2 separate regions of the Homo sapiens genome follow, and region 1 is linked to region 2. Evidence: chromatin loops called from intact Hi-C (ENCODE). Cell type or tissue: PC-3. All regions are shown on one strand. Each heading gives the region's core, and the rest is flanking DNA. Links, peaks and the distances in the headings are about the cores only. Region 1 overlaps WWC2 (WW and C2 domain containing 2). Region 2 holds the start of LOC124900894 (small nucleolar RNA U13).

Region 1 (15,428 bases), core at 3,093-11,092, 51 kb after region 2:
CTTCCATTTCATAAGACTACCTTCCACCTGCTGTGGCCCTACTCTCCTGCAGGCTCCTGCCCACAGCCCTCCATTGTCTGGAGCCCATCTGGACCTTTACTAATGGAGAGTCCTGGGCCTCTCCCCGCTGTGAAGCTCCACTACCCACTTTAAAAGCCAGTTCAAGTGCCACCTCCTCCATGAAACCTCTCATGACTTCCCCAGGAAGCACTGCTCTCGTAGACCTGGAGTGTCTGGCTCATCTCCTTTATGAAACCAGCACAGTGCCTAATTATCCTGTATTCACTGCTGTGGCAAATGTAAGGCCTAACATTAAACTCCACACTGAGCAAACACCGGTCCTACTGAACGTGAAGGTTTCCTTCTATCAGGTGGGATAAGATAGATACATGTAATACATTTTGTTGCTTAAAGTTTTATTACTGGTGTCAGTTTGATTCTTGAAATTCATTCATTTAGTTTCTGAGTTCCATCAAGGATCAGTAGTTCCAGTCAGCTGGACGATTCACACTTTCCTGACAGTACTATACATGACATGATCAAATAACAACTCTGGGTCAAAAAGAGCAGTTTATATCATAGACAAGATTTTCTGTTAGTTTCAGGAAGTGTCTAATCCATTTTACATTCCCATCCAAAGGGACTGATAGAAAACAATGTTTTGGCATTTGTAATATTAGTATTTCAGCTATGTGGAAAATTCTATTTGCTACTACATATGGATATGAATACACAATCCTAAACCAAAATATAAATTGTACTCTTGAGAAAGTAAATCAATTTCATATGTATGCAGATTCTTGAAAATTTCAGTAGTATGTAGGTGCCAAAATAATGGAAATAGTTTCTTTAAAAATACTGTTTTTTTTTTTTTTGAGATGGAGTCTCACTCTGTCGCCCAGGCTGGAGTGCAGTGGCACGATCTCAGCTCACTGCAACCTCCACCTCCCACGTTTAAGAAATTCTCTGCCTCAGTCTCCCGAATAGCTGGGATTACAGGGGCACACCACCACGTCCAGCTAATTTTTTAAATATTTTTAGTAAAGACGAGGTTTCAGCATCTTGGCCAGGCTGGTCTTGAACTCCTGACCTCATGATCCACCCGCCTCGGCCTCCCAGAGTGCTGGGATTATAGGTGTGAGCCACTGCGCCCAGCCAAAAATACTCTATTTTTTAATCAGTGATTTCATCTTTTTTTAGTATACCTATTTGTAGGGTGAAAGGTAAGGGAGAATGTCAATAAGCAAAATGTAATTTTTCTTTAAGATAAGAATGAAAGTGAAAATTTAGTAGCATTAAAATTAGCAATGTATTTCACAATTGATGTGGTTAATGAACCTTAAAAAGATATCTATAGAAAATCCAAACAAAATGTCCCACTTATGCCAAAATTTATACTGCATTTATTTGTCAAGTCTTACGTTAAGATGGAGAACAATATGGAGGAGAAATTATGACTACTTCCCACTTCTCCTTTGGGCACACCCTCACCCCCACTGGCCACGCCCTCACCCTACTGGCCACGCCCATCCCCTGCTGCCACACCCACCTTCCCAGCTTCCTTGTTCCTTCAACATTTTTGGTTTGGAAAAAAAAAAAAAAGGGCCTATAACAGTGGGAAAAATATGTTCCAAGCTGTAGTAAAACATCTAAAGACTTATGCGCAAAACAGAAGTGTAAGTTGGGTACCTTCTACATGGCACGCTTTAAAAAAAGATGTAAGCCCCTCCGAGATGACAGACCCTGAGCTGCGTACCTGCTTCTCAGCTTGCTTCAGAAGCCTCTGGAACCTCTCATCCTCCAGCACGCCTGGTGGAAGGTCAGTCTCTCCCTGAGCTTTCAGTTCCTCCAGCTTCTGCCGCAAGTCCCTCAGCGCCTGCAGCTCATCATTGAGGCGGCTCTGCCGGGTCAGAGATGCCTGAAGGTCCAGTTCTAAGTCTAGAGATGTCCGCACTGGGCATTCCTGTGTTGTTCTTCTAAGGACTGACTGGCAAACCGTCTGGATAGTTAGAAACGGAATGACGAACACCCTGGTTATACAGGCAGTGGTTACCCCACTTCCCCTCCTTCCTGGCGCATGATGGATGGTGCTTCCTTGCACCCTAGAAGCCAGGGCCTAAGGGGCAGGAGCAACTCGCTCTGGCCCATGGCAGGTGAGTGGGAGAGACATGCCTTACTTCTGGCAGAAGGCTGTCAAGGCCAGTGTGAGAGGTGCACATTTCTGTCCCCTGCTGGAGGGAGAGCAAAGAACCACAGAGGGAGGCTCCATCAGCATGGGCCCTGGGTAAGAGCAACATGGAGCAGGACCTCCTGCCAACCTGCAGTGAACCAGTAGCTAGGCAAGAAATAAACCTTTATTGTTTTATACCACAGAGATTTTTAAAGTTGTTACCATAGTACAGCCTGGCTTACTTAGCCTGACCAACTGATTGCATGAAGCCCGCCTAGTGTAATAAATAAATACATTGCAAGACATTTCTGTTTCCTCCATTTCAGGACACATAACTCCTACCATGTCCATGACAGTCAGCCTGAATACAGCTGGACAGTGTTGCTAAGTTTTGACTATCTCCTCCAATCAGAATGCTTAAACTGAGTTGCCTTCCTTGATTTCCCATTGTGTGCTACTTACTTTCACCACTGAATCACCATGGCTCTTCCCAGGGGCAATCTTAACCTATTCATCAAGCAATAATTATTGAACATATATGAATAAATGTCTGCTGGGGCTGTGCAGGCAAAGTACTAGGAAGAGAAGACACAATCTCTGCCCTTGAAAACTTCGGCTGCAGAATGACATGAGGCCTTAAGCGAGAGGAAGCTGTGAGTGAGTGCAGAAGTGCACAGGAAGTCAGGGAAGGGGATGGATCACTCAGGGTCAGGGCACATGCACTTGAGGAAGGGATTTTAAACAAGGCTGGGTGAGAGGTGAGACTCTACCAGCAGAGGGGAACACGGAGGTATTTCTTGCCTAGATTATTGGCAGACAGAATGCAAAATAAGTGATCACTAATAAGAACTGTTACTATTTGATATGAGCGAGGAGGGACTCAAATTTGACAAGTACTCCAGTTTGAAGATCTAAAATAATGGTAGTGCTCATGCCAGATGGAAGGGAGGGGGCCTGTCTGTCCCTATGCTGATTTCAGAGCCTTAGCCCAAGTCAGAATCACTCTTATTGTGTCCTCCTGTTCTTCCTCCACATCCAGTACATACTGCATGGTCTTCTGTAACATTCTTCTTATTAGGTTCCCTTTATTCAACCTGTACCCTCTCCTCTCTACAAATGCATTACACAGTAAGAATCATCTAGACACACATTATCTTTGACTGTATTACTTACTTTTTGGAATCAGAAATCTTTCCTAGCTGTCATGCACACAGAGCCTAAGGACTCCACATACAAGAGTCTGCTGGTAAATGTTTAATAACTGGCTCTCTCTGGGAGAGAAGAAAGCACTGACTTGTAGGGTTGGCCAGTTTCTATGTGGTAAATACTCCTACCATCACCATTTTCAAGCTATGACTGTGATGTCACTGTCACTCCGATTTAACTGGCAAGAGACGAGCACAATTGGCTCTTGTGAGCCAGCGTGAGGAGGGTGCAGCACACCTCTGCCGGTCGGTACCCCTCTAACCTCATCACTCACACACTTGGCGCTTTGTTCTTCTATTCAGATGAACCTTTTCCTCATCTTTGCAGATACTTTTGTCCTCATACACCTCTATACCTTGCTTATGCTGTAATTCCTAAAGCAGAATACCATTCTCCACTTGTTCCTATCAAACCATATCTGTCTACTTTTAAAAACCATTTAAAACCATCTCCTACATATGCTTCAGGATTAACCTTTGTCTGTTTCAAGTAGTCCTAATAACTAAGTTTATCAGTAACCTAACCGTTTCTCAACTCCACTCGATTCATAAACACTTTTGGTTAATATTTATCTGAAGAGTGAAACTATCCCCTGAGAGTATGAGCTGCTTAAGAAGGCAGGTGACTTAGAAAGGAGTTGAGAAGACTTTTCATTCAAGATGATAAAAATTTAGGTGCTTTTAAGGCATAAAGTTTGGTAACCTGAAAAATCAACATTTCAGAATTTCCTGAAAATGACGAATGCTGAATAAATGCTAGCACATCTCATCTGCCTTTAGAAAAACAAAATATTCTTTTATGCCTTTCAAGTAACAAGGAAGTTAAACCAGGGGCGCCCACTGCTGCCTGGCCAGGCATCTCTTACTCTGCACATGGCAGAATGAGACCAGAGTGGCCCTGGTGATGACAATGCTTCTGATTTACCTTCCCAGCCATCATGCCTGATCCTCCCGTCCACAGTGCCAAAGCTGCTGGCAGAACCTGACACTCCTCATGCCGTGTGTCCCTGCTCCCGTATCATTTTACGCCACCTACCCACAGCGCCCAGTATCCATCACACCCCCACCCTGCCCCAAAGCTACCATTTTCTTTTTGAAATTGTATTCAAGTGTGGAGACCCCCCAACTGCTGTCAACTGAGCCCTTCTGACTCTCAATCAGATGGGCTAATTCCCTGTCATACCCGGCACAGTTGTGACAGTCCTGTGTGTGTTGTGTCCTCCTCTAGACCATGGACTCCTGAGGGTGTGAGTTCGCCGTCAACAGAGCTCAGCACATGTGGTGCTCTGTAGTCACCGAACCACACATTTTAAGCCAAAATGATCACAGTAAACAAATATTTTCCTTTAGTATTTCAGCTGTTAGCAAGTAAACAGGAATTTCTGAACTACTTGAACAGACCAACCTGTTAATTCATTTATTCTCTTAGACTTATCCTTAAGGCTCATGCAGAGACCCATGACCTCCAGGAAAATGCCACCCGAGCTGCCCACCCACATGAGTTTTAACCTTCTAAAGATATCTGTGTAAGCAAGCTACAAAAACTGTGTGTTCCTCCTTTACCAGAATGTGTGTCCTTCAGAAAAGGTACCAGGTCTTACACCCCTTCCCACAATCGCTCAAGACCTGGACATGGTATGCAGAGTCATCAGAAATGTGTTCTACCATCGTCTGATACCCCTGCAGGCTCAGAAGGCCCCTTCTCCAGAGATACTGAAACCGCATTTCCAGCCTTAACCATCACAGGTTCCACACCAATGATGAATAAATGCCCTCACACCCCCCCATCTCCATAGTGGCCATGGCATCTGCGTCTCTGTGTATCCCAGTGGCTGCATTCAGTAGGCCAAGCGCATGGAGCACTGACATTCATTCTGTAGTTCTGGAGTTTGTGCTGCACAAGTGACAATTCTGGACTGGTCCAGGGACAGTGGGACGTGGCTGAGGGAATACATACCCTTTTGACCCTCAAACTGCGGCGTTCGGTGGAGTTTCTCACAAACAGTGATTTTTTAGCCAGGGTTGAACTGTCACTGTCACTCCGATTTAACTGGCAACAAAAGATTTAAAAAAAAAATCACTGCATATCAAACAGAGTGCAAGTGGAAGTTTGGGATTGAGACATTTACCAAGTAAAGCAGGTAGTCATAGTTAAGAGTTTATTTCTTTAAGAAAATCCCCTCAAACAAGTTTTTCCTGTTCTATTTTGTTAAATAACTTCATTTTCCTAAATTACTTATTTATGTATTTTTTTTTTGAGACAGAGTCTCACTCTGTCACCCAGGCTGGAGTGCAGTGGCGTGATCTCGGCTCATTGCAACCTCTGCCACCTGGGTTCACACAATTCTCCTGCCTCAGCCTCTGTAGTAACTCGGATTACAGGCGCACGCCACCATGCCCAGCTAATTTTTCTATTTTTAGTAGGATGGGGTTTCACCATGTTGGCCAGGCTGGCCTCGAACTTCTGACCTCAGGTGTTTCGCTCTCCTCGGGCTCCCAAAGTGTTGGGATTACAGTCATGAGCCACTGTGCCTGCAAATAATCTGAATAGCTGCCTTTTGGTAGTGGCTATTAAAAATCATATGTTTAAGGTACTTATATATTTTTTGAAATGAAATTATCCTTTGTATTTTTAGCTAATACATGATATTTGTTTCTTTAAAGAAAGGTCTGCATGAAGCAGAGCTCAAGGTCAGAGTTGAGACACAGTCTGTGCTATCTAGAACGCTCTCGGCCCAGATAGCCCACACTCACTGTCTCATCTGCTTCAAATCTTTACTGAAATGCAGCCTGCTCTGAATCCTGCGTATCACCCCCAACCCCCTGCACTACTGTTGTCCATAGCATTGATCCCCTTCCAAGATACTTCATAGCTTGTTCATCTTATTTACTGCTTGTGGTCTGGCTCGATTCACAGGAATGTAAACTCTACAATGGCAGGGCTCTGGGTCTCTTGTTTCTAGATGAATCCCAAGTATTTAAGAAAATGCTTAAAAGCAGGTGCTTAATAAAAATGTGTTGAACTGAATGAATAAATTTAGAATTTAAAAAGTATTTCTAACCCAGTTTATAATATTATGTCTATCTTACTAGATAAATCAGAAATACTTCTAGAAGTAGAATTTGGCAAACTGATACAAATCTCATAATTTTCTTCACAGAACTATGGATGTGATTCAGTGTTTATAAGCATTATTAAAAGAGGATTTTTAATCTAAAATGCAATTCACAGTTCTCAGTTCAACAAGACAAACATGGTTTGAAGGACATATGATATAGAACAGAAATATACAGACCACATGTATCTCAAAAAACCACTTTATGTTTCTAAATACAGACCGAAGTCCAAATAACGTACAAATACTCAGCACTCAGATCCTTAAACTTCGCTTACTTGCCAAATAAATCACATTGGAACCAAGGAGGCATTAAATTTGATGGAAAAACAAACAAACTAAAAGGGACCATAAGCACGTGATATTCTACATCTGTTTTACAGCATTTCTAGCATTTGTCGTTGTCATGTGGACTCCCAGTGCACAGTCTCTTGTCCTTTGCAGGCCACTCCCTACCAGCAGGGAAGAAGCTGCAGTCCCAGCGCCTCACCACGAGCACTGCCACCTTACCCTGCAGATGTACTGGTTCCGCTCTCCTGGAGAAAAGGTCTGTGAGCGCACTATCACACTGCTCCTCACAAACGGATGCTGTCTAGAGCTCAGGCTGCTGCGCTCTTTGGGGCGAACTGCCATATTGTCATTAGCGGCTTCATCAGTGTTTGTCTCTTTGTCAACCTATAAGAGAAGTTAACAATTTGTCAGGAGCTGAAAGATGTGTAAACATTATGCTCCTTTCTTCTAAGAAAGAAAAAATATCTAATGTTACAACAGAGACTCATGGAGCACTATGGCCACTCCTAAGAGAAAGGCTTTGCATTACAGACTATAGTACTTCTGAAGTACTTCTGGGGAGAATTGTTCTTCAGTTTTCTACCAAGAATGGTTTTGTACTAAGTTCTTAGGAAGTTCTGCACAGCAGGCCGTGTGATATCTGTCCAACAAGCACCATAAATAGAGGTGCTGCCTCCAAAGGGTTGAACATAAAAATGAAGGTTTAGATTTAAAGTGATTCTATAAAGAATCCTATTTGGGTACATATCATCATTAAACTTTATTCAACTTTCTGATTACATTGTTTTCCAAATAAATGATAAAGATAATTAAATATAAGAAAATGAAATATACCACAAACTTGTAGGTTTAAATAGAATATGCAATTATACATGTATAAACATAACTGTTGTGAAGCTGAGTTGTATTTTTACTGGATCTTTAGAAATGTAACAAAAATAAAACCTAAGTAAAAATGGAAGTTTCTCAAAATACAAACTCAGTAGGCATAGGCAGATGTCTATTTTTTATCTTATAGGTATAATTTGATTCCAAACCTGCCTCTTGATGAAAGTTTGCTCCTTTGAGAAAGGAAGTTCTCAGGGCATAATATTATTTTCTCAGGAATACAAAATTATAATTTTCTAAACTCTACTACCAATATCCCCAGTGTGTGAGCATCCATGAAGCTTGAAAATATTTTCCCCATATGGGGTTGACAGTCTCAATACATCTCTCACTTAACTAGCAAAGTTACCTGTTTAATAACTTGGTTGGCACTTGTGCCTAAACTAAGTCACCTGTCACTTTTCTAATCAGGGCATCGCCTAACCAAAATGAACTTTAAATGTTTACTTCATGTTTGAAATGGAAATAAAACTTACTACATATACGGAACTTGACACAAGACACCCTGTTGTTCTCCTAGGAATTCAGAAAATACTTTTAATATTCACAGAATATTTATAGATTTAAAGTAACTAGCACTATTTCTCTTCTTATATATTCTCCAAATATAAGTGGAGAATATCTTGGGCCCATTTTAAAACGTTAAAGCATTTATGATGCTTCTTAGAGCCTATTCCCACATATGCCTTTCACGATCAGCTTTTGGCACAAAATCCTGACATGGAATTTACACCTAAGGAGACAAACAAGCATCTCCCTAGTCCACATGGTGCCTGTAAGGTATCAGTTTTAAGACAGCACAGCGGAATAGTCACCAGTGTTGGTATTCTAGTAGGTGGCTGACTTCTGAGGTCTTTGGCACAGTTGCTTTCTTTCCTGTTCCCGTCTTCATTCATCTCAGGCACACTAGTGCATGAACTTAAATCTTCTGTACAGCTACTGTCCTCTGGCAATTTAACTTCAGCCTCTTTTTCAGCCACAATTTCATCAGAGGCCTCTCTTAGCATTGTTAGCCTATGGTAAAACAAAAACAAAACACTTTTGGTAGGCAGGCATGCTCCATGAACACGCAACCTGGGCATGCTAAGTTGTTATCTGGGAAATAAACAGACTCACACAATGAGCCAAGCCATTTCTTTGGCTGGGGTTTTTAACTAAATGTCTCATTTAAAAAAATCCTCTCTTCACCCTCTAGTAACCTGCAGCAAAATCACCATAATGTGGTACTAAAAAGTTAAACTCATGAAATTTAACCTAACTTCTAGATATCAAAATAGACATATTCTGAAAATCACATTATAGAGTTTAATGTTAGCATTTAAAAATATTGACACTCACTATAAAATAACTTGGTATTCGTTGTTCATTTATTGTAAAATTAATCATATGACAGTGAATACAGAAATAAGGATTTTAAATCCTCATTTTATTGAGTGTACTCACAGTCGAGCAGGGAGAATCCTACGTTAAGGAAGTTTTTCTTCTGAACTAGCAGAAGGCTCATTTTTAACAAAAGCCCTGGCATGGGCTGAAGTGGCATTATAAGTGGTATAAGTGGTGCTCCAGAATATAAATACAGCTTATATGGAATATATAAAGCAGGAGTACTAGGATGGTTTAGAACATCTCATACTTTGTTGAGTTTCATGTTCTCCGAATGCAGACATTCTTTCCATTGATAACTAAATGTTCAGCTTTAATTTGATTGGTGACATAATGACAAACTGGCACAGACTAGTTAATAAATGTCTAGCCATGAAGTGAACACAAGGGGAACCATTAATGACTACTATGAGTTATAAATTCCTTTGTTTACATATTAAGAGTACTGTTTGGAAATATGTGTGAAACAACTTGTATTTTACATATATGAGAATTACTATTTAAAGATACTATAATGAACCTTATAATCACTCTCGTATTTATTTGTTTTGCAGTGCTGTGATTTTTATTCACTATGAAGGACTTTTTATAAGGACAAAGTATATCTATATCTTTTTACATCACAGTAGAAGCTCTTCCTTCCAAATGTCCATGACTGCGTTATTTATGATATATCGTGTCACTCTAAGTTTCTAAAAAGTTTTCTATATACACACATACAAATGCATGCTATATATGTATATGCACATGTATTAACAGTAGTTCAACCAAACATAACAGTATAAACAACTATATATTAAAAATTAACTCAAATGATTTCACATATATACTTAAAAAGTGAAATATTCACTAAAATTTGTTTTAAGAGAAACAGTACAATCCAGGAAGGAGAGCTCTTTATATATAAATGAACCTGGACAATAACTGTAATAACTTCCCCCTCTGCCTCCCCTTTTTAAAGGATTGGGTATGGATACAGGGAAGGACACAGAAAAAGAAGGTAAGAGTGGTAACAGAGAAATGAGTACTCAGAAGTTGTTTTTTAAATACCTGCTTTGTCTTACTAGAGCCTAAATGGTACTTCCAGGTAGTTAAAAGAAAAATAGAGTCACTTTTAAAATTATCTATAACTCTACAATAAGCTACCATACCTTTCAAAATCAAGTTTAGACTAAAAAAAAAAAGGCTCAGAAAATAGTGTTTTAAAATTACTCGAAACAAGAACAAAGAATCTGGCTAATGTTTTAACTTTGCCCATAATCTTGCCATTACTTCCTTAACTCTCTAATGACCAAGGAAAGACTTTTCCTAGCACAGCTTCCTGAAGGTGCAGTGCATTCCATCATTCTGGAATAAAGCATGAGCCTACAAAGGTTTCACTGTAAGCCGTGTAAACACATCATCTTTGAGCTCCCAACAGCAAAGGAAATAAGTGTTTAACCAGTCTCCATCTGGGCCCCTTGGCTCTTCTTGTCCTGATTCTTCTTCTTCTTCTTGTGCTAATTCTTGTTCCACAGCTAACAACTCAGCTGATGTTCTTGCAAGTAAGGCTGACACTGCATCCTGAAGAATGTAAAGCATACGGCAATTAACATAATATACTTGAAAAAATGACTTAAAAACTCAGCAGATGGGAATTTACACTTCTATCTGTAAAGACGACTCAACTCTCCTGCTGAAAACAAATATGAAAGCTGAATAAAATAGAACCCAAAACAAGCAAAACCTCTCAGATGTTTTAAAGCAATGAAGAGCAACAAAGGCAATCAGGACTAGAGGGCCAAGATCCCAGGTAGAACAGAAATATAATAAGGTGAGCCATGGCCACTCTTTTCCCTTAGCGTATTTGTCAATTCTAGTGGTGAGGTACATGGGCTAAACAGACTGTGGCTGCCTAGAACAGTGGCAGTGTCAGTAGGATATGAAGACTAAAATTGAGTTCAGGACTACCAAGGCAGTCAACTCACAAGAGGTTAGAGAAAATGAACTGTAAAGTGAGCTCAATATTCTACATGATATTCCTGTCATGGCATTTGCCATTCCTAAGCTGCCTATATGCAGAGCAAGAAGCTGAGAAACAAAGCAAAAAAAAAAAAAAAAAAAAAAAAACAGCTGCTATCAGGCTAAAATAGTAAGCAGATATTTCCATTGTCCCATTCAGTCTTATGGAGAGTAAAACTGGAATTCACATCCCCACATGATTCAGGTAAGCTACCCATATTGTCATTTGCCTTTCAGAAGAATAGAAAATCCTCTCTGGAGGAAGATATCAGTTATTCTCATACGTAACATCCAGTATTTCATTAGGAACTAAAGAGTGAAAGTCAAGAAAAACAATAGCTAAATAAGGCAAACCCACAGATGATCCATACACTAAAGGCATTGAGAGAAAAATTTAAGTTTTTATGAATAATATGCTAAAATAACTGAATGAAATGATAAAGAATTTCAGTGGTATAAACAAAAAGAAAATCACATTAGCATATCAGAGTGAAACTGCTGAAAAATCAAAGAAAAAGAAGAATCTTACAAGCAGTAAAAGGAATGATGCTCAGAGAATACTACAAACACCTCTACGCAAATAAACTAGAAAATCTAGAAGAAATGGATAAATTCCTCGACACATACACTCTCCCAAGACTAAACCAGGAAGAAGTTGAATCTCTGAATAGACCAATAACAGGATCTGAAATTGTGGCAATAATCAATAGCTTACCAACCAAAAAGAGTCCAGGACCAGATGGATTCACAGCCGAATTCTACCAGAAGTACAAGGAGGAACTGGTACCAATCTTTCTGAAACTATTCCAATCAATAGAAAAAGAGGGAATCCTCCCTAACTCATTTGATGAGGCCAGCATCATTCTGATACCAAAGCCAGGCAGAGACACAACAAAAAAAGAGAATTTTAGACCAATATCCTTGATGAACATTGATCCAAAAATCCTCAATAAAATACTGGCAAAACGAATCCAGCAGCACATCAAAAAGCTTATCCACCATGATCAAGTGGGCTTCATCCCTGGGATGCAAGGCTGGTTCAATATACGCAAATCAATAAATGTAATACAGCATATAAACAGAGCCAAAGACAAAAACCACATGATTATCTCAATAGATGCAGAAAAAGCCTTTGACAAAATTCAACAACCCTTCATGCTAAAAACTCTCAATAAATTAGGTACTGATGGGACATATTTCAAAATAAGAGCTATCTATGACAAACCCACAGCCAATATCATACTGAATGGGCAAGAACTGGAAGCATTCCCTTTGAAAACTGGCACAAGACAGGGATGCCCTCTCTCACCACTCCTATTCAACACAGTGTTGGAAGTTCTGGCCAGGGCAATTAGGCAGGAGAAGGAAATAAAGGGTATTCAATTAGGAAAAGAGGAAGTCAAATTGTCCCTGTTTGCAGACGACATGATTGTATATCTAGAAAACCCCACTGTCTCAGCCCAAAACCTCCTTAAGCTGATAAGCAACTTCAGCAAAGTCTCAGCATACAAAATCAATGTACAAAAATCACAAGCATTCTTATACACCAACAACAGACAAACAGAGAGCCAAATCAGGAGTGAATTCCCATTCACAATTGCTTCAAACAGAATAAAATACCTAGGAATCCAACTTACAAGTGATGTGAAGGACCTCTTCAAGGAGAACTACAAACCACTGCTCAAGGAAACAAAAGAGGATACAAACAAATGGAAGAACATTCCATGCTCATGGGTAGGAAGAATCAATATCGTGAAAATGGCCATACTGCCCAAGGTAATTTACAGATTCAATGCCATCCCCATCAAGCTACCAATGCCTTTCTTCACAGAATTTGAAAAAACTACTTTAAAGTTCATATGGAACCAAAAAAGAGCCTGCATCGCCAAGTCAATCCTAAGCCAAAAGAACAAAGCTGGAGGCATCACACTACCTGACTTCAAACTATACTACAAGGCTACAGTAAACAAAACAGCATGGTACTGGTACCAAAACAGAGATATAGATCAATGGAACAGAACAGAGCCCTCAGAAATAACACCACATATCTACAACTATCTGATCTTTGACAAACCTGAGAAAAACAAGAAATGGGGAAAGGATTCCCTATTTAATAAATGGTGCTGGGAAAACTGGCTAGCCATATGGAGAAAGCTGAAACTGGATCCCTTCCTTATACCTTATACAAAAATCAATTCAATATGGATTAAAGACTTAAATGTTAGACCTAAAACCATAAAAACCCTAGAAGAAAACCTAGGCATTACCATTCAGGACATAGGCATGGGCAAGGACTCCATGTCTAAAACACCAAAAGCAATGGCAACAAAAGCCAAAATTGACAAATGGGATCTAATTAAACTAAAGAGCTTCTGCATAGCAAAAGAAACTACCATCAGAGTGAACAGGCAACCTACAAAATGGGAGAAAATTTTTGCAACCTACTCATCTGACAAAGGGCTAATATCCAGAATCTACAATGAACTCAAACAAATTTACAAGAAAAAAACAACCCCATCAAAAAGTGGGCGAAGGACATGAACAGACACTTCTCAAAAGAAGACATTTATGCAGCCAAAAAACACATGAAAAAATGCTCACCATCACTGGCCATCAGAGAAATGCAAATCAAAACCACAATGAGATACCATCTCACACCAGTTAGAATGGCAATCATTAAAAAGTCAGGAAACAACAGGTGCTGGAGAGGATGTGGAGAAATAGGAACACTTTTACACTGTTGGTGGGACTGTAAACTAGTTCAACCATTGTGGAAGTCAGTGTGGTGATTCCTCAGGGATCTAGAACTGGAAATACCATTTGACCCAGCCATCCCATTACTGGGTATATACCCAAAGGACTATAAATCATGCTGCTGTAAAGACACATGCACACGTATGTTTATTGCAGCATTATTCACAATAGCAAAGACTTGGAACCAACCCAAATGTCCAAAAATGATAGACTGGATTAAGAAAATGTGGCACATATACACCATGGAATACTACGCAGCCATAAAAAATGATGAGTTCATGTCCTTTGTAGGGACATGGATGAAATTGGAAATCATCATTCTCAGTAAACTATCACAAGAACAAAAAACCAAACACCGCATATTCTCACTCATAGGTGGGAATTGAACAATGAGATCACACGGACACAGGAAGAGGAATATCACACTCTGGGGACTGTTGTGGGGAGGGGGGAGGGAGGAGGGATAGCATTGGGAGATATACCTAATGCTAGATGATGAGTTAGTGGGTGCAGCGCACCAGCATGGCACATGTATACATATGTAACTAACCTGCACAATGTGCACATGTACCCTAAAACTTAAAGTATAATAATAATAATAATAATAATAAAAAAGAAATGATGCTGTATGAACTAACAATTAAGTTGTCCTCCAAAAGCTCAACAGAATCAATGGAAGCTAGATGACAATAAAATGGTATTTTTAATACGTTCAAAGAAATAACGGCAGACCTAGAATTCTGAATATGCAGCAAAAAAACTATCCTTCACAAATGAAGTTGAAATAGATAACTAACAGGTCTATACTAAAAGAAATATTAAAGGGAATTCTTTGAGCAGAAGCAAAATGTCTCAAATGGAAGCACAATAATGCAGAAGGAAATAAAATATAACAAAAGGGTAAAAACGTGAGGAAATCTGAATGAATACTAACTGTCAATGAAACAATAATACTATCTTGTGAGATTCAAAATATATGACAATAATAGCAGAGAAGGAGGAAAGGGAATAAAATGGAGTTAAAGTCTTTGAAAATCTTTGCATTGTCTGGGAAAAAGTAAAGGAATTCATGGTAGTTTTTAATAAGTTAAGAACTCATGCTATAATCTCCAGGGAAACTGCAAAAAATAAAAGACTGCAGATCTAGTAGAGGGGAAAACGAAAATTTAAAAATAATTCAAAACAAGGAAGAAAAAGAATAAAGATGGAATTAAAAGAAAACAAATAGGAAGATAATAGGATCAAACCCAAATATATCAATAATAGCATTAAAAGTAAATGAGTTAAATATTTCAATTAAAAGATGAAGATTTTAAGACTGGATAATGAAACAAAACCAACTACATACTGCTTATAAGTAGAATACTTTAAATATAATATCTCAGAAAGGTTGAAAGTAAAAGGATGAAAAAAGATAAATCATGCAAACACTAACCCAAAAAGGCTGATATGTAGCTTTACTAACACCAGACAAAGTAGATTTTAAAACAAGAGGTATTGCTAGCAATAAAAAGGAACATTTTATAATGATAAAAGGTTCAGTTGAACAGAAAGATGCAATGCAATGCTAAAGGTAAATGCTAAATTTACTTTACCTAATAACAGACTCAAAAAGCAATA
Region 2 (15,428 bases), core at 2,761-10,760:
ACTATCTCAAAAAAAAAAAAAAAAAAAGCTGTGAATGCCCAACAAGTTAGTTTTTTTACAAAAAAAAAACTATATATAGTGTATATTTTCCATACCTTACCTCTATTTTTTTAAGTAAACAATATATTGTGAATATTCATTGAAGCCAACACTTAAAGATCCATCACCTTTTAAAACTGTTCCAGAGACTTCCATACTACAATTTTAATTTCTTCAGTCCTCTATGGATGGAGGTTTAGATGAGGCTTATGTTTTCCCTTTTACAAAGTAATTCTGCGGTGAACATCCTTGAATAGTGATCTTTGTAAGAATGTCTTCAGAATCAATTTCTAGAAGTGGAAATTGTGGGAAGAAATGTATATGTATATTAAATTCTGAGAGGTACTTGGGACATCTTTTGATACTGGTGGAGGCTCTGGGAAGTTATTAAGAGAAGTGATAATGGAGGGTCAGGCCCCCGGCTGCTGTGGGGAAAAGAAGTATTCTCCATTATTCAAAATGTTCCTCTCCAAGAATTGGAGCATTGTAAGTTAAAAGTCTAATGAGTTGTAAGTGGCATATTTACAGAGTTTATACATTTCTAAATCCCGAACTGGATTTATAATATGATAGCAATATAGGAGTTTTAAGTTAAATTACATTTTATATTAAATTAAATTTCCTCCAAAACCCCGCACAGAATGTTTCCATAGGGCCAAGCCTGGCAAGAGTCTTTGGCGTATAATCAATCAAAGAAAAAATAGACAAGTTGGACATCATCAAAACCAAAATTTTTGTGCTTCAAAGGACACCATGAAAACAGTGAAAAGAAACTAACTGGTAGAAAATGTTTGCAAATCACATCTCTGATACAGAGGTTGCATTTAAAATATGTATAAATAATTATTCCAACTCAATAATAAAAAGACAACCGAATTTAAAAATGGGCAAAGGATCTGAATAGATATTTCCCCAGAGAAGATGCACAAATGGCCAACAGGCATATGAAAAAGTCCTCAACATCATGCATCCTCAGGGAAATGCAAATCAAAACTGCCGTGAGACTGCACAGTGACGAGGACCGCTAGAATAAAGAAGACAGATAATAACAAGTATTAGTGAGGATGGGAGAAATGGGAACCGCATACACTCTGGTGGGAATGCAAAGTGGTGCAGTCACTTTGGAAAACAATTCAGTGGTTCCTCCAAAGGCTAAACATAGAGCTCCGATATGACCCAGAACTTCCACCCTTAGACATACACCCAAGAGAAATGAAAACATACGTCCACCCACAAACTTGTACATAAAGGTTCATAGCAGCATTCTTAATAATAGCCAAAAAGTGGACACAATCCAAATGATCAGCAACTGATGAGTGGATTAATACAATGCGGTCTCCTCGTATAACACAATATTATTTTGCCATAACGAGGAATGGAGTAGTGTTACAGGCTGCAACCTGGATGAACTTTGAAGACATTACGCTAAGTGAAAGAAGTACAAAGACCACATATTGTACCATTCCATTTATATGCAATGTCCAGAACAGGAAAATCTATAGAAACAGAAAGTGGATTCATGGTAGCCTAGATGTGGGGGTAATGGGAGGAGGATGAGGGAGTGAGGGCTGAAGGGTCTGGGTTTCTTTGAGGGGTGACGGAGATGTTTTAAAATTGGTTGTGGTGATGATTGCACAGCTCTGGGATATGCTAAAAGCCATGGAATCGAACACTTCAAATGGATGAATTGTATGATATGTGAATTAGAGCTCAATAAAGCTGTTCCCAAATAGTCTTTCTTTCTCTCCTTTTTTTTTTTTTTTTTTTTTTGAGACAGAGTCTTGCTCTGTCACCCAGGCTGGAGTGCAGTAGTGCGATCTCAGCTCACTGCAACCTCTGCCTCCTGAGTTCAAGCGATTCTCCTGCCTCAGCCTTCCAGTAGCTGGGATTACGGGTGTGTGCCACCACGCCCAGCTAATTTTTGTATTTTTAGTAGAGACAGGGTTTCACCATGTTGGCCAGGCTGGTCTTGAACTGCTGACCTCAGGTGATCCACCTGCCTCGGCCTCCTAAAGTGCTGGGATTATAGGCGTGAGCCCCGGTGCCCGGCCCAAATAATCTTTTGATTGGGACCTAATCATAATAAAATTGGGAGAGGAGAATTGGTGGTCCCTGTTTCCAGAAGCTCCCAATTTGCACCAGGATTGTTGCTGATGAGCTTCTCAGCTGTCAGACCTTAAATATCCCTGATATGAGGTTGTTGCTCATTCACTTCCTCCAGCATAACTCCTTTCCATTCCACACAGCAAATGCCAGCCCAGACGGACCAATTGTCCCAGAGAAGGTAGGGGACATCTTAGCCTTCTAATTCAAATGGAAAATTTCCTGCTCCCCTGTTGTCAATTCCTGCCCGGCACTACGTGCAGCGGAGATGAGAAAAGCCACTTCCTTTGCATTCATCTGGACTGCTGTGCTTGGAGAACAGAGGAGCATGCATTCTGGCTGAGGGAGGTGTGCAAATATGACGTGCAAGTCAGAGACAAAGTGACCTGGCAAACGAATGCTCTGACAGCGCATCCCCGGCCATGTCCCAGGGATCCCATCCTTTGGGTTGTTGTCCTTCTAAAGAGACATCTGCTTTTGAAAACTGTGCTTTGTGGCCGGGCGCGGTGGCTCACGTCTGTAATCCCAGCACTTTGGGAGGCCGAGGCGGGCGGATCACGAGGTCAGGAGATCGACACCACGGTGAAACCCCGTCTCTACTAAAAATACAAAAAAAATTAGCTGGGCGCGGTGGCGGGTGCCTGTAGTCCCAGCTACTCGGGAGGCTGAGGCAGGAGAATGGCGAGAACCCGGGAGGCGGAGCTTGCAGTGAGCTGAGATCGCGCCACTGCACTCCAGCCTGGGCGACAGAGCGAGACTCCGTCTCAAAAAAAAAAGGAAAACTGTGCTTTGTAAATGATGAACTTGAGCAACGCAAAGAAAGGACCTAGTGAACATTTAAATTCAACTTATTTCCTTTTAGGCTATCTTGTTATGTTTGTAGAACACTTAAGCATTTACAAAAATATAGTTCCATGCAGCATGCGTGTGCTGCTTTACATTGTATCATTGCTTAAATATTCCAACGTTAATGCGTCAAAATGGTCCTTTCCTTGTCATTTTCTTTACTTTTTTTTTTTTTTTTTTTTTTTTTTGAGACAGAGTTTTGCTCTTGTTGTCCAGGCTGGAGTGCAATGGTGTGATCTAAGCTAACTGCAACCTCCACTTCCTGGGTTCAAGCAATTCTCCTGCCTCAGCCTCTCGAGTAGCTGGGATTTCAGGCGCCCGCCACCATGCCCGGCTAATTTCTGTATTTTTAGTAGAGAGGGGGTTTCACCATATCTCTGCTCCTGACCTCAGGTGATCCACCCACCTCGGCCTCCCAAAGTGCTGGGATTACAGGGTGAGCCACCGCACTTGGCCCTGTCCTTGTCATTTTCAATGGCCATAAAGTATTTCATGGCACTCCATAATTTGTTTAGCTCTTTCCTCTATTGTTTGTCTGGTTTGTTTCCAGTTTTATACCGTGTGCAGTTGCAGCTGCTGTGTATTTATTTGTACATATTAGCTTTTTTCTTTGAAATTATTTTCTTGTAGTGTATTCCCAAAAGTGGGATTATTGGGCCAAACAGTTCCATAGCTCTTGTTACATTATTGTCTGATCTTTCTCAAGAAAGAAAGAAAGAAAGGAACACCATAAGAAGCCATCACATATGGGCATGCTTATTTCCTGAAAGTCCTGCCAGTATTGTGCTTTATTCTTTAAAAAAAAAAAAAATTGTGCTACCTTAATAGACAGGAGATTGTTTTAAGTGACATTTCTGTCATTTCTGTCATTGCTGGGGGTTTGAAATACACCAACTTGGCATGGGCCCAGATGTCCACAGGTCTGTGTCGGGATCCCAGCCCGAAATCATGCAGCCAGCCACACCCGGAGGAGAATAAAGGGTCAACTAAGAGGCAAGCCAGCCAGTGCCCGGCTGCGGTTTCCCAACACCACGAGACTCACTGCAGGGAGCCCTGGGCCTCACGTGTGTGGGACACCCCAGATGCTCTGTGAATGTGGACTCCACATATTTGGTCCCTGGGGGGACACTGCAAGAATTGTTTCTATTAGTCTGGGGGTACAAACAGTAAGATCCTCCTTACCTTCTGGAAGGAGGTTGAGGGTGGTAGGCCCAGCTTGGATTACATGGAAGAGTGGGTTAGAATGGGGCTTTGTTTGTCTTATGGGGGTACTCTGGGAAGCTACGCAGGGACTGGGAGCTTGGCTCTGCCCCTCCTTCTCCCACTCAGGATGTGCGCTGAGGCTAAGCCCCTCGTACTGCCTCCAGCAACATCTCCCCTACAGCAATGACCTCTCGCCCAGACACAGGCGAGCTGCCTGAGTCCCAGGAGGTCTGTGCGGAGGGAGGTTTTAAGCCACAGGGTTCCCAGCTGGGTGCCCCCAGACAGGAAGTGGCCTCAGTTCCATGAACGTTTTTGATGGCGGAGATTCTCAGGGTCAGCAGAAGATGATCCTGTCTGGAGAGCTGTAGATCCACTGTTGGGGGTTCTCACCTCCCAGCCTTCAGACCTGCTGTTTCTCTGTGGGGTTCTCGCCTCCCAGCCTTCAGACCTGCTGTTTCTCTGTGGGGTTCTCGCCTCCCAGCCTTCAGACCTGCTGTTTCTCTGTGGGGTTCTCGCCTCCCAGCCTTCAGACCTGCTGTTTCTCTGTGGGGTTCTCGCCTCCCAGCCTTCAGACCTGCTGTTTCTCTGTGGGGTTCTCGCCTCCCAGCCTTCAGACCTGCTGTTTCTCTGTGGGGTTCTCGCCTCCCAGCCTTCAGACCTGCTGTTTCTCTGTGGGGTTCTCGCCTCCCAGCCTTCAGACCTGCTGTTTCTCTGTGGGGTTCTCGCCTCCCAGCCTTCAGACCTGCTGTTTCTCTGTGGGGTTCTCGCCTCCCAGCCTTCAGACCTGCTGTTTCTCTGTGGGGTTCTCGCCTCCCAGCCTTCAGACCTGCTGTTTCTCTGTGGGGTTCTCGCCTCCCAGCCTTCAGACCTGCTGTTTCTCTGTGGGGTTCTCGCCTCCCAGCCTTCAGACCTGCTGTTTCTCTGTGGGGTTCTCGCCTCCCAGCCTTCAGACCTGCTGTTTCTCTGTGGGGTTCTCGCCTCCCAGCCTTCAGACCTGCTGTTTCTCTGTGGGGTTCTCGCCTCCCAGCCTTCAGACCTGCTGTTTCTCTGTGGGGTTCTCGCCTCCCAGCCTTCAGACCTGCTGTTCCTCTGACTGGGTGCCTCCTCCATCTCATTCTTCTTGTTAAATCCTCTAATTTAAACATCAGCTTTTGCAGGAAGCTCACTCCTGACCTCCCCTTCTGGGTTAGGAGCTGCCTTCTGGGCTCCCATAGCACCCTGCCCTTCCTCTTCTTCACGCCTGTCATACTGGATCATGGTGGCTGGAACCACATTTGACCCATCTCGGTATCTGCCTTAGTACAGTACCCAGGGCATGGCTCGGTTTGTTGAGAGAATGGATGAATATGTCACAGGATGAAAGGGTGAATTAATTAACCCTTATATTTACAGTGGCCACCAGGGCCTATGGTTTGTCACAATCCTGAGTTGAACCAGATCTTTGTGAAATCTCTGAGACACATGAGCCATCCGGCTCTCTTTACTCCAGAACCACACCGTGGAGATGGCTGAGACTGACTCCCAAGTGGGGGAGAAGGGAGGTGCTCTGGGACCTGGCAGGCAACCAGCTCTATGGTTATCTTTTGGCTTTAGTAAAATTAAAATAATTTCTTCCTAACATACGTCAGGCTCTAGTTTTTTCCAGCAACCTCAGCATCCCCTTATGGAATGAGGCTAGAAAATTAAAAATAAACAAAAACGATAAATCAAAACTTTGTTGTGAGGAAGCAAATTTTCTTTTTTACTATGTCGGTCTAAAAAGCCCTTACAAAATATTCATGTATCACAATGCATTTTAGGTCCCCGAGTCCTCTCATCACCACGCTTCATTCAGTTTAATTCACACACAGTGATGAGCAGTTCCTAGATTCTGGACACATGGGGAGCCAAAGGTGGGGTTTCTTGGGTTAGGGGTGGGTGCAGAAATTCTAACCTGAGACAATCGCAGGAAATGCAAAAAACGAACAAAAAGTGAGCTGAGCTGGGAACTGTGCTGAAAGCTAAGTCTAAGAGCAAGAAGGGTAAGACAGTGGGTGGCCCAGGCCAAAGCTGTCAAGTATTTAGTTAGCAGCAGAAGAGAGGAAGAGGTGTGGGCACTGCCAGGCAGTGGGAAGCTGCACTGTCAAAGCCTTGTTTTGGCAGTGGTCACTGCAAAATGGTCTCAGAAAAGCCAACTATGTCAGGAATGGAAAGAACTTTCCAGAAAGGAAGAGAATATGGTCATTTCCTTCAAGAACTTCCTCCAACAGGAAGCAGGGACAGCAGACATATAATCAGCCATGAGTCATAGTACCAAGAATGAACTGGTAAGAACAGATGTGATTTTCCCGTCCATAACCACTTAACTTTTTACAATGATGACACATACATTGACAATATCTTTCTATTTAATAATTTAGACAAGATGCATATTAGTCTTCACTTAAGCAAGAGTTTACTTATCATGCCTTTGATATCAAAGATGGTTGCAAAAATCACTTTTAATTTTCAAAATTTTAAAGTTGCACATACTCTGTGGAGAAGAGGTAAATCAATAAACTAAAAATTCTTGCAACAATGTTGTTTTGCAGAATTTATAATTGTTTTAGCCAATTTCAGATTATTTAGAGGAATAGGTTAGGTGAGATAGAAATTATAAATTAATAGTAAAAGTAGAATCTCTTGATTCTACTATTTTCTTTTTCCCTTAAGTTGCAGCCACTTACAATTAAAATATAAGTTTTGTCAGTATATCACAACATCAAAGAAAATGGCAACTACCTATTTCTCAGGCAACTAGATATTCTATTTACTGTAATTATAATTTTCTAAAATACAAAGTTCTTCATTCTGGGAATCATAGATGCCTGGATAGCTGCAAGATTTTAATTTTATATTTTTATTTTAGTTTTTTTTAAATTAGCAATTCTAAGAATATAATGAGAAAACTTACAATGGTAATTTATATTTAATATTTTCATAAAAAGACTTTAAGTTTCTTAAGTCAGTGTTTTCTCAAACTGGGGTTCATGAGCATATTATGAAAGCCTAAAAACTATTTCTCTGTAAATTCTTCAAGTTCGAGAAACACTAACACATATTCTTATCATTCAAAGTCCATTCTTGTTTGTTTTTTTTGAGTTTCAAAACTAATGACACATTAAAGCTGTATCTCATATTTTGTAATATCTGCATGGCATTAAATTAACTCTCTGGTTGTTAAAGATTTACTTCTATGTTTATTTCTTAAAGCACTTTTGTTTTTCCACAGCAGGTCTTAAAATTGGCCAAGAAGGTGTTTTTTCTTTTCTTTGCCACAGGATCATGGTTTTTTCCATTGTTATTAAAGATTCAGGTAGGAGTTGCATGAATCCCACAAGTGAAATAAAATCTATTTATCTTTTCCTTATTATAAAGATTTATTTATCTTTTCCTGTTTGTCTTGCAGTTGCCTCACCTGAGCCACAATAGATGCGGTAGAAACGGGACACCTCAGAGATTTGATTTTGTCACGCTCTGAAATTCATAGTAAATCTCATCATGCCACTCCAATCTCTACCCCCAAATCCCTGTCCAAAGTCCACAATCCTTGGTGTGACATGACTCATTCATTCATTTAACATTTCCTGAGTATCTAATGTGTGCAGACTTGCTCTGATGGGCTCTGGATTCACAGAAGTGAAAGGACAGACGCAATTCCTGCCCACAGGCGAGAAGGACAGTGACACAAATGTGTCAATGATCGCATTTGGGATTGTTGAGGTCATGGAATCCAGAGTGACTGAGGAGCTGTGGCAGGAGGAGCTGACTGAGTTAGGACCAGGGGTTTGTGAGGCTGGAGTCCGTGAATGCGAAGAAAGGACTTCTTGGGAATAGGAAATGGTGGGGAGGAGGAATTACATTTTCTACTAACTTCAAACTGAAATTTAGCATTTTCTTTAATTAGGAATGTGGGCAATAAACCATGTGGTCTAGGAGCACCGGTATTTTGACACCAGTGGAAACTACAGATATTTTCATATTACATGGCAGTTGTTGACAATACCTTGAAATATTTACACATTTCACCACTGAGACACCATGGTACTTGGAGCCCCTTTGCTAGATCTTGTTATTTAATGTGTTAATAGATGACATCTATTACTATTTTTTTAATGTTGTGATTACTGTATTTCAATGTCATTGGTTGCCTTTGTCATCCTGTGTATTTAATTTATGCATTTAAAAACATGACTCTGAAAAGAGACTCATAAACCTCACAGAGTTGCACAAGGGGTTGATGGCCCAAAAAAGAAAGAGAAGCCCTGAGCCCAGCCCTTGCCTTGTGGCTGCCACTGGCCCCCAGCCTGGGAATCTGCTGTGGCCTCTGGGCCTCGCACATGCTGTTCCTTACCCCTGTGTTGTCCGTTCCCTCCTCTCTGCGTGGCATTAAATTCTGATGGCTCCCATCATGCTTTGCATGGACATGAAAAATTACCAACTTTGGGAAGCCTCCCTGGTGGTGCCGCACAGGCTACGTGTCCTAGCCAAGTGCTCAGTATCTTCTCCCACTCCCTCCTCCCTCACCTCACGCTTGTCACACGGTATTGCAGTTGCCTCTTTCCTCGTCTGCCTTCTTGAACGTTCTGTGAGTTACTTGACAGAGAGGACCCCTCTTCTCCATCCCTGATCCCCTGTGTGTGATGTGCTTATTACAGGAATTCAACACAAGGATACGTAATGCAGGAAGAATAGATGGATGGACAGATGGATGGATGGACGGATGGATGGATGGGTGGACAGATGAGCAGATGGATGGATGGATGGATGGACGGACGGATGGATGAGCAGATGGATGGATGGGAGGACAGATGGATAGATGAATAGGTGGATGGATGGATGGATGATGGATGGATGAAAAGATTCAGATACAGGTGCAAAGTATTTCACATATACAATCTCTTTATTCAGTGTTTCTCCTCTTAGAAATTATATTTTTCTTCCAGCGAAGGTTGGTGGGAATCTTTGTGCTGATAATACCCACAGCTCTTCTCCCATAGCAGGATTTGAGGGAAACTTGGCAAGAAACACTGCCTCTGAATCCAGCCTCCCTGCCGCAGCCCCAGGTCGAGCAGGTGGACCGGAACCACGGTCACTGACCAGGGTATCTGATCCTCTCAGTCTGAAGGAAAGTGAGAACTCAGCACAAACGCCATGGACGGTACAGTGTGGGAGGGAGCAGCCTAGAGAGAGAAGCACGAAGCACTCGCTCATGTCGGAGGAGGAGGAAGAGCGATCCATGGGCAGGCAAGCCTTTTCCATGGCACAAAAAAGAATTTTAGAAGCATCCAGTTGCATAAAGACAGGAAAAGGGCATCTGTTTCAGCCAGTGTACCACAACAAACCACCCACTCGCAGATGAAATGCACTTTCACAGCTGCCTCTGAAAATGGGTTTGAAAAACCAAATCCAAAATAAAAATAGGGACTCTCATTTATTGAGAGCTTACTATGTGTTGTGAGACTTTCCTATGCTATCCCCAGTCTCACCACGTGAATGCTGGCACAGTTACTATCACTATTTTACAGACTAGGTGACAGGCTCAGAGAAGTTAAGTCACCCGAGGGAGGCCACATAGATTTAAGTAGCAGAGTCAGAATTTGAACCCAGGTCTTTCTAATCTCAGAGCCAAGTCTTCCATTTGCATTAAATTAATCTTTAATTTATGGAAAAGTTTCATCCTCTTGAGGGAGAAATCCGTGTAATAACTCTGAAATAAGACCATTTTTATGAGTATTAGGTGGGGACTTTCAAAGGCTCTTTTACCTCAACTGGGTAAAATAGTATCCTCTTTGGGGGAGTTTGACCTGCGGGCTCTGCAGTTGGGTGGGAAGTCTGTTGATTTTGGGAGCAGCCTCTGAGCTGGAAACAGGAGTATTACAGACAACAAGGATTTTATGAAAGAGAAGGCCATGACACAAAGTCTCACTGCAATCCCATGATTTCCTTTGCAGGGGAATTTGAGAGAGAGACCTCCTTCAGACCCGGTTAGCGCACTGTTTTCAAAAAACCTGAATGGAACAACCTGTTGAGAGAGCAAAGAGCGCTTGTGTTTGTGGCACACGGGAGCCTGGCGGCCGCAGGTGCATGTCAACAGGAGACCCACGGCAGGCCTCCCCTCCACGGCCCCTCCCACACCCCAGACTTAGACATGCTGGTACTGGACATCCTGAGCTGCTTCAAGTTGGAACGTCACATCCTCCAGAGTTCCAGGCGGCACTAAAGTCTCTGGGACATGGTCAGCTGTTTAGATGGGTTCCCAGGAAGGCTCACTGTTCTGGAAAGGTCTGTAAGCCTGTGACCTGAGCTCCTTGAGGTTCAGGGGGCAGGTCTGACTGAAGCAGAGTTTTCCCTTCCCCGGCTCAGGAGGGATTTCCCACTTCTCCCTGGTGAGTGTCTGAGGGTAGTGACTCTGCCAGGCTGGGGGCCGCAGGTCCCGGAAGCCCAGGGCATGGATGCTTGTGGGTATTCAATTGATGTCTTTCCCATAGTTGGTTTCATTTAGGCATTGTATACGTATTTTCTGCCAAACTCTGTTACACTTCAAGCTCCATGAAAGCAGGGACCATGACTACTTTGTTAACTGTATAACCAGGGCCTGGCCCTGAGGCTGGCACTAGATGCCCAACAAAGGCTTGTTGAATGAGTGGCCAACACCTTACCTTTTCTACAGTTGGTCTTTCTGGTTAAAGAGAAAGAATGAAAGTGATGGGATTGACACTGTGTTCTATGGAAATGCTGCTCCCTGGAGTTGTGCAACATAAGTGCTCCAGATAGAAGGGCACACAGCAAAGCTGACTCAGGCGATGGTGCAAGTTCAATTTTTAACTTTTGTGCCCAGAAAGTCCTCATGTCTCAACTCCTGGCTGGGCCTGGGATGGTCCCAAAGTCTTCAGGCTGATGTTTCTTTAAGGTCGTCCTAGGAAGCAGGACCAGAGTCCTCCTGTTCATGAAGTCCAGGGCTCCCTGCGATGGTCCCCAGATTGGGTACATCCATGGCCCTGCCTGTGCTCCTGCTATATCTACCCAGGGCCAGGCGCTTCCATCTCTCACCTTCCCCTCTCTGCCAGCTCTCAGCATGCCTTCCAGGACATGGCTTGTGTTTGGCTAATGTTTGCATGGAGTTCAGTCTCTCTCCTGGAGAAAAGGGCAGATATTCTGATGGCTGGGGCACCAGCTGGGGCTGTGGATTCCAGCAGCGCAGCAGAGGGGAAGAAGCCCTGGAATCTGAGTCTGGAGGCCGGGTCAGAGTCTCGACACTGATCGTCAGCTCACTAGAAAATGAAGGCACTGTGATGCCTGAGGTGTTGGCTGCCTCTAGGGTTCCATGAGTCTCAGACACCCACCTCTTCAAGAGTAGGTGCCAAGGCTGTCACGGATTTGCAATGATTTTCCCATGTGTTAACTGGAAACTTAAAGGAAACATTAGCCATGAGGGTTGGGAGCTTAGATTAATATTTAGAAAGGATTTACAAATAAAAGAACCCAGTTAATCCCAAAATAGAAGTCTTTTCATTTCTATTTGCGTAGTGGGTGGAGATGGAGTCCCTGGCTAGGACATTTCCCATAACCTTCCCTGTCAAGCCCCTCTGCTGTAGCAGTTTCTAACTTTACAGCCACAAAGCCAGCATGTGCTTCCCACAGCTTCAGCCCCGACTGCCGGAGGATGCATTCAGGGTTCTGACTCTGGCCCGAGGAGGAGGCACAGTGCTTGCCAAGTGAGTGCCGACTTTTGCAAGCAAAGCCTCAGGACAAAATGGAGAGGCAACCATGACAATGGTGTCAGATCACTCTATACAGCATAAAAGATTAAGGGCTAGACTTTGGTGTGAGACAGGCTTCAATCCTTGAACCATTGTTTGGCCAACTAATTGGCTTACTTAAGCCTCAGATTCCTTATCTGTTAAATGAAGATAAAAATGGTGTCTACATCAGACAGTTCTTGTGAGAATACAGTAACACAGCTAAAGCTCTTAACCTAACGCCCAGCAAGCAGTAAGTGCTTAATAAATACTGGCTATTATTATTATGCTTTTGCTACGGTTTGAATGTGTCCCCTAAAGTTCATATGTTGGAAACATAATCTTCGGTGCAAGTGTTTAGAGGTGGGGCCTTATAAGAGGTGATTAGGTCAAAAGGGCTCTGTACTCAGGGAGGACTTAATGCTTTTGTCTTGGGAGTGAGTTATCTTGAGAGTGGGTGGTTATAAAAGCGAGTTTGGGTCCCTCTTGCCCGCTCACCCTCATCCTCTCTTGCCCTTCTGCCTTGAGCCATGGCACGACACAGCACAGAGGCCCTCACCAGATGCCAGTGCCATGGTCTTGGACTTCCCAGCCTCCAGAACTGTGAGCCAAATATGTTTCTTTTTCTTTCTTTTTTTTTCAGGTCAGATGGGTAATGTGCTGACATTGTAACAAGGTTTGAGGGTGGTACATCTCACATATGTGTGTGAGCACCCAATCATCATGCTCACGAACTACAGAAGGATCAAGCCAAATACATTTCCGATAAATTACCTAGTCTTAAGTATTCCGTTACAGTAGCACAGAACAGACTGAGACGCGTTATTCTGGCCTATGTCCCTTGGTTGTTGCATGACAGGATGTTCCCTTCACTACTGAGAGCCGATGTCTCCTTGTCTCCTGTTACTTCTTAGGCATTAGTACCTTGAAAGTTTGCCATAAAATCTCAGTTAGGGCCTCAGAAGACAGACACATGAGATAACTAGGCTTTAGAAACACTCCACCCCCACACACTCAGCTATGAAAACGGTTTGTTTCCTGCTGCTGGAAATCCACACATTCCTCCTTGCCAGTGTACACACAAGCAGAGATCAAGGGAATATTGACTAGGGTTCCCCTACTTCCTCTCTTAAATGCCACCACCCGAATCGGACTGAGGGCACCCCTGGAGTCACTCACAGCAGAGTAATTACGTGGAGGTGACATCCTGCTTATGTCTTCAGACCCCCACCCTCTGGACTGGGAGCTGCAGGGCAGCAGCAATGAGGCCTTCTGGAGGGGTCTGCACACACCCCTCTGGATCTGTCCTGGTGATGTCCTGCTGGGCTGAACCCCTCCCACCACCTGCTATCATTCCATTCACCCCCTGAATGTCCTGGGCAAAACGTGTCAGGCCACAGGGAGGAACTTTCTGCTGGTGGTTCCCTAAAGATCCTCTGATGTAGGAAGCCACTGCCTGCAAGTTTAAAGTCCCAGTTTTCAGATAAGTATGAGTTTATACTTGTTTATATATTTTTTCCTTAGAGTCTCTGGTTGGCTTTCTTTTTTTCCTCCAATGGGCAAGAACTTGGACTTTTTTTTTTCTCTTTTCTTTCCCCAAACCCTTTGATGAAAGCTTCAGGAGCATTCAACTAATAGATTGGCTGGTAATGATAAAATTAAATGATCAATTCAAGTAACCAGTAAGTGCTATAAATCCAAAAGCAGTATATATTTTTAATCACCAACATCCTAAATGTTTGTAGGCCAAGCTGGTGGTGTTTGGAGGACTGGAACAGAAAGACATAAGGGACCACTCTATATTGCAGACAAGTCACTTGAGCGAAATAGCAAAAATCAAGAGGTAGGCACCACAGGAGGGGGGTTGGTAAAATCCAGACCAGCCTGCCCTTCTGCCTCCTCCATGGCCTAAAGGCTGAGCATCCGCAGTGTGGCTGGGCTTGGCTGAGGATTCTGAGGGGTCTTAGACCTGTGCTCCGGGTAGTAAAGCCTGATAGCCCAGTTCTCAAACTCACAAGCCTCAGTGTGTGCGAGAAGAGCTGGAGGAGCTTGCTGACCTGCAGAGTCCTGCCCCCAGCTCCCGGGACCCTCCCCGGGATGTGCAATGTCTGTGCTTGTCATGGGGATGTGCAGGACCTGTCTCACACCGGCTCCAGAGAGCTGTCAATTTTTCAGGAATTCTGGGAGTGAGTTGGTAAACACAGCCATCACTGAAAATTGAATTATATAAACTTATGATATGACAAGCAAATGAACACTCCAAACATATCCCTTCCTCATTATTTTACTATTATCTATGTTCTTGAGGTTATCTATAGCTATTGTATCTAGATAGCCTCATGTAATATATTGACGTTTCAGTCAACGACAGACTGTGTATATGGCAGTGCATTAAGATTATAATACTGCACTTCCACTGCATCTTTTTTCTTTTCTTTTCTTTTCTTTTTTTTTTTTTTTTTTTTGAGACACAGTCTCACTCTGTTGCCCAGGCTGGAGTGTAGTGGTGCAATCTCAGCTCATTGCAACCTCTGCCTCCCAGGTTCAAGTGATTCTCCTGCCTCAGCCTTCCGAGTAGCTGAGATTACAGGCATGTGCCACCACACCTGGCTAAAATTTTTGTATTTTTAGTAGAGATGGGGTCTCACCATGTTGGCCAGGCTGATCTTGAACTCCTGACCTCAGGTGATCCGCCCACCTCAGCCTCCCAAAGTGCTGGGATTACAGGTGTGAGCCACCGCACCTGGCCTTCACTGCATCTTTTCTATGTTTAGATACGCAAATCCTTATTGTGTTAAGACTGCCTGCAGTCCTCAGTATAGTAACCTGCTGTATAGGTTTGCAGCCTAGGAGCAATAGGCCATACCATACAGCCTCGGGGTGGAGGAGGCTAGAGCATCTAGGTTTGTGTAAGCCCACTCTGTGATGTTTGCACAATGACAAAAATTGCCTAATGACTCATTTCTCAGCATGTGTCCTCATTGCCATAAATAGTCACCATTATATGACTGTATTATCTCTTCCTAACTCACTGCATACTCAGTGATTCCACATTGGTAGCCTGGAATTGGCCATGGTGAGAGTATTTACACCATGGAAATTGGCAGAGGTTGTAATCCAGGGCTACCAACCTGAGAGTTGCTGTTGAACATTTACCAGCACACTGCAGGCATGGGGGTGGGGAACCCGAACGTTGAGCTGGATAAGCTCCTCAGGTGGTTTCAGTGCAGAAGCTCTGCTTGGAACAACACTGTGCAGAATAGTCTCAGAGGTCTAGCCCCAGGTACTTCTGTGCTCTGAGTGTATTAGTCCATTTTCACACTGCTGATAAAGACATACCTGAGACTGAGCAATTTACAAAAGAAAGAGGTTTAATGGACTTACAGCTCCACGTGGCTGGGGAAGCCTCACAACCATGGCAGAAGGCAAGGTGAAGCAAGTCACATCTTACATGGATGGCAGCAGGCAAAGAGAGTG

The links. Hi-C counts contacts between places; a loop is a spot of excess contacts. Peaks named below come from ENCODE experiments on the same cell type or tissue, not always from the same donor. Only the 100,000 strongest peaks of a DNase experiment are listed, where the experiment ranks them.
Region 1: a loop joins it to region 2, with 5 times the contacts of the local background. A loop is called at or near these places in 2 of 110 quality-filtered maps.

Annotation. Positions count from the first base shown.
Region 1 is chr4:183,275,964-183,291,391 of GRCh38, reverse strand. It overlaps WWC2 (WW and C2 domain containing 2), which reads right to left. Exons shown (of 23, transcript NM_024949.6): 17 at 10,495-10,616; 18 at 8,486-8,684; 19 at 7,002-7,166; 20 at 5,333-5,425; 21 at 1,757-1,999. Among named protein-coding and RNA genes, the nearest start is that of CLDN22, 37 kb to the left of the region's middle. In PC-3, for the core only: no CTCF peak of the experiment used is centred there; no DNase peak of the experiment used is centred there.
Region 2 is chr4:183,326,567-183,341,994 of GRCh38, reverse strand. It overlaps LOC124900894 (small nucleolar RNA U13), which reads right to left and starts at 12,697; the gene lies at 12,594-12,697. RefSeq lists an enhancer at 7,115-7,284. In PC-3, for the core only: no CTCF peak of the experiment used is centred there; DNase peaks (open chromatin) are centred at 6,464 and 7,734; H3K4me3 peaks cover 263 bases; H3K27ac peaks cover 3,461 bases.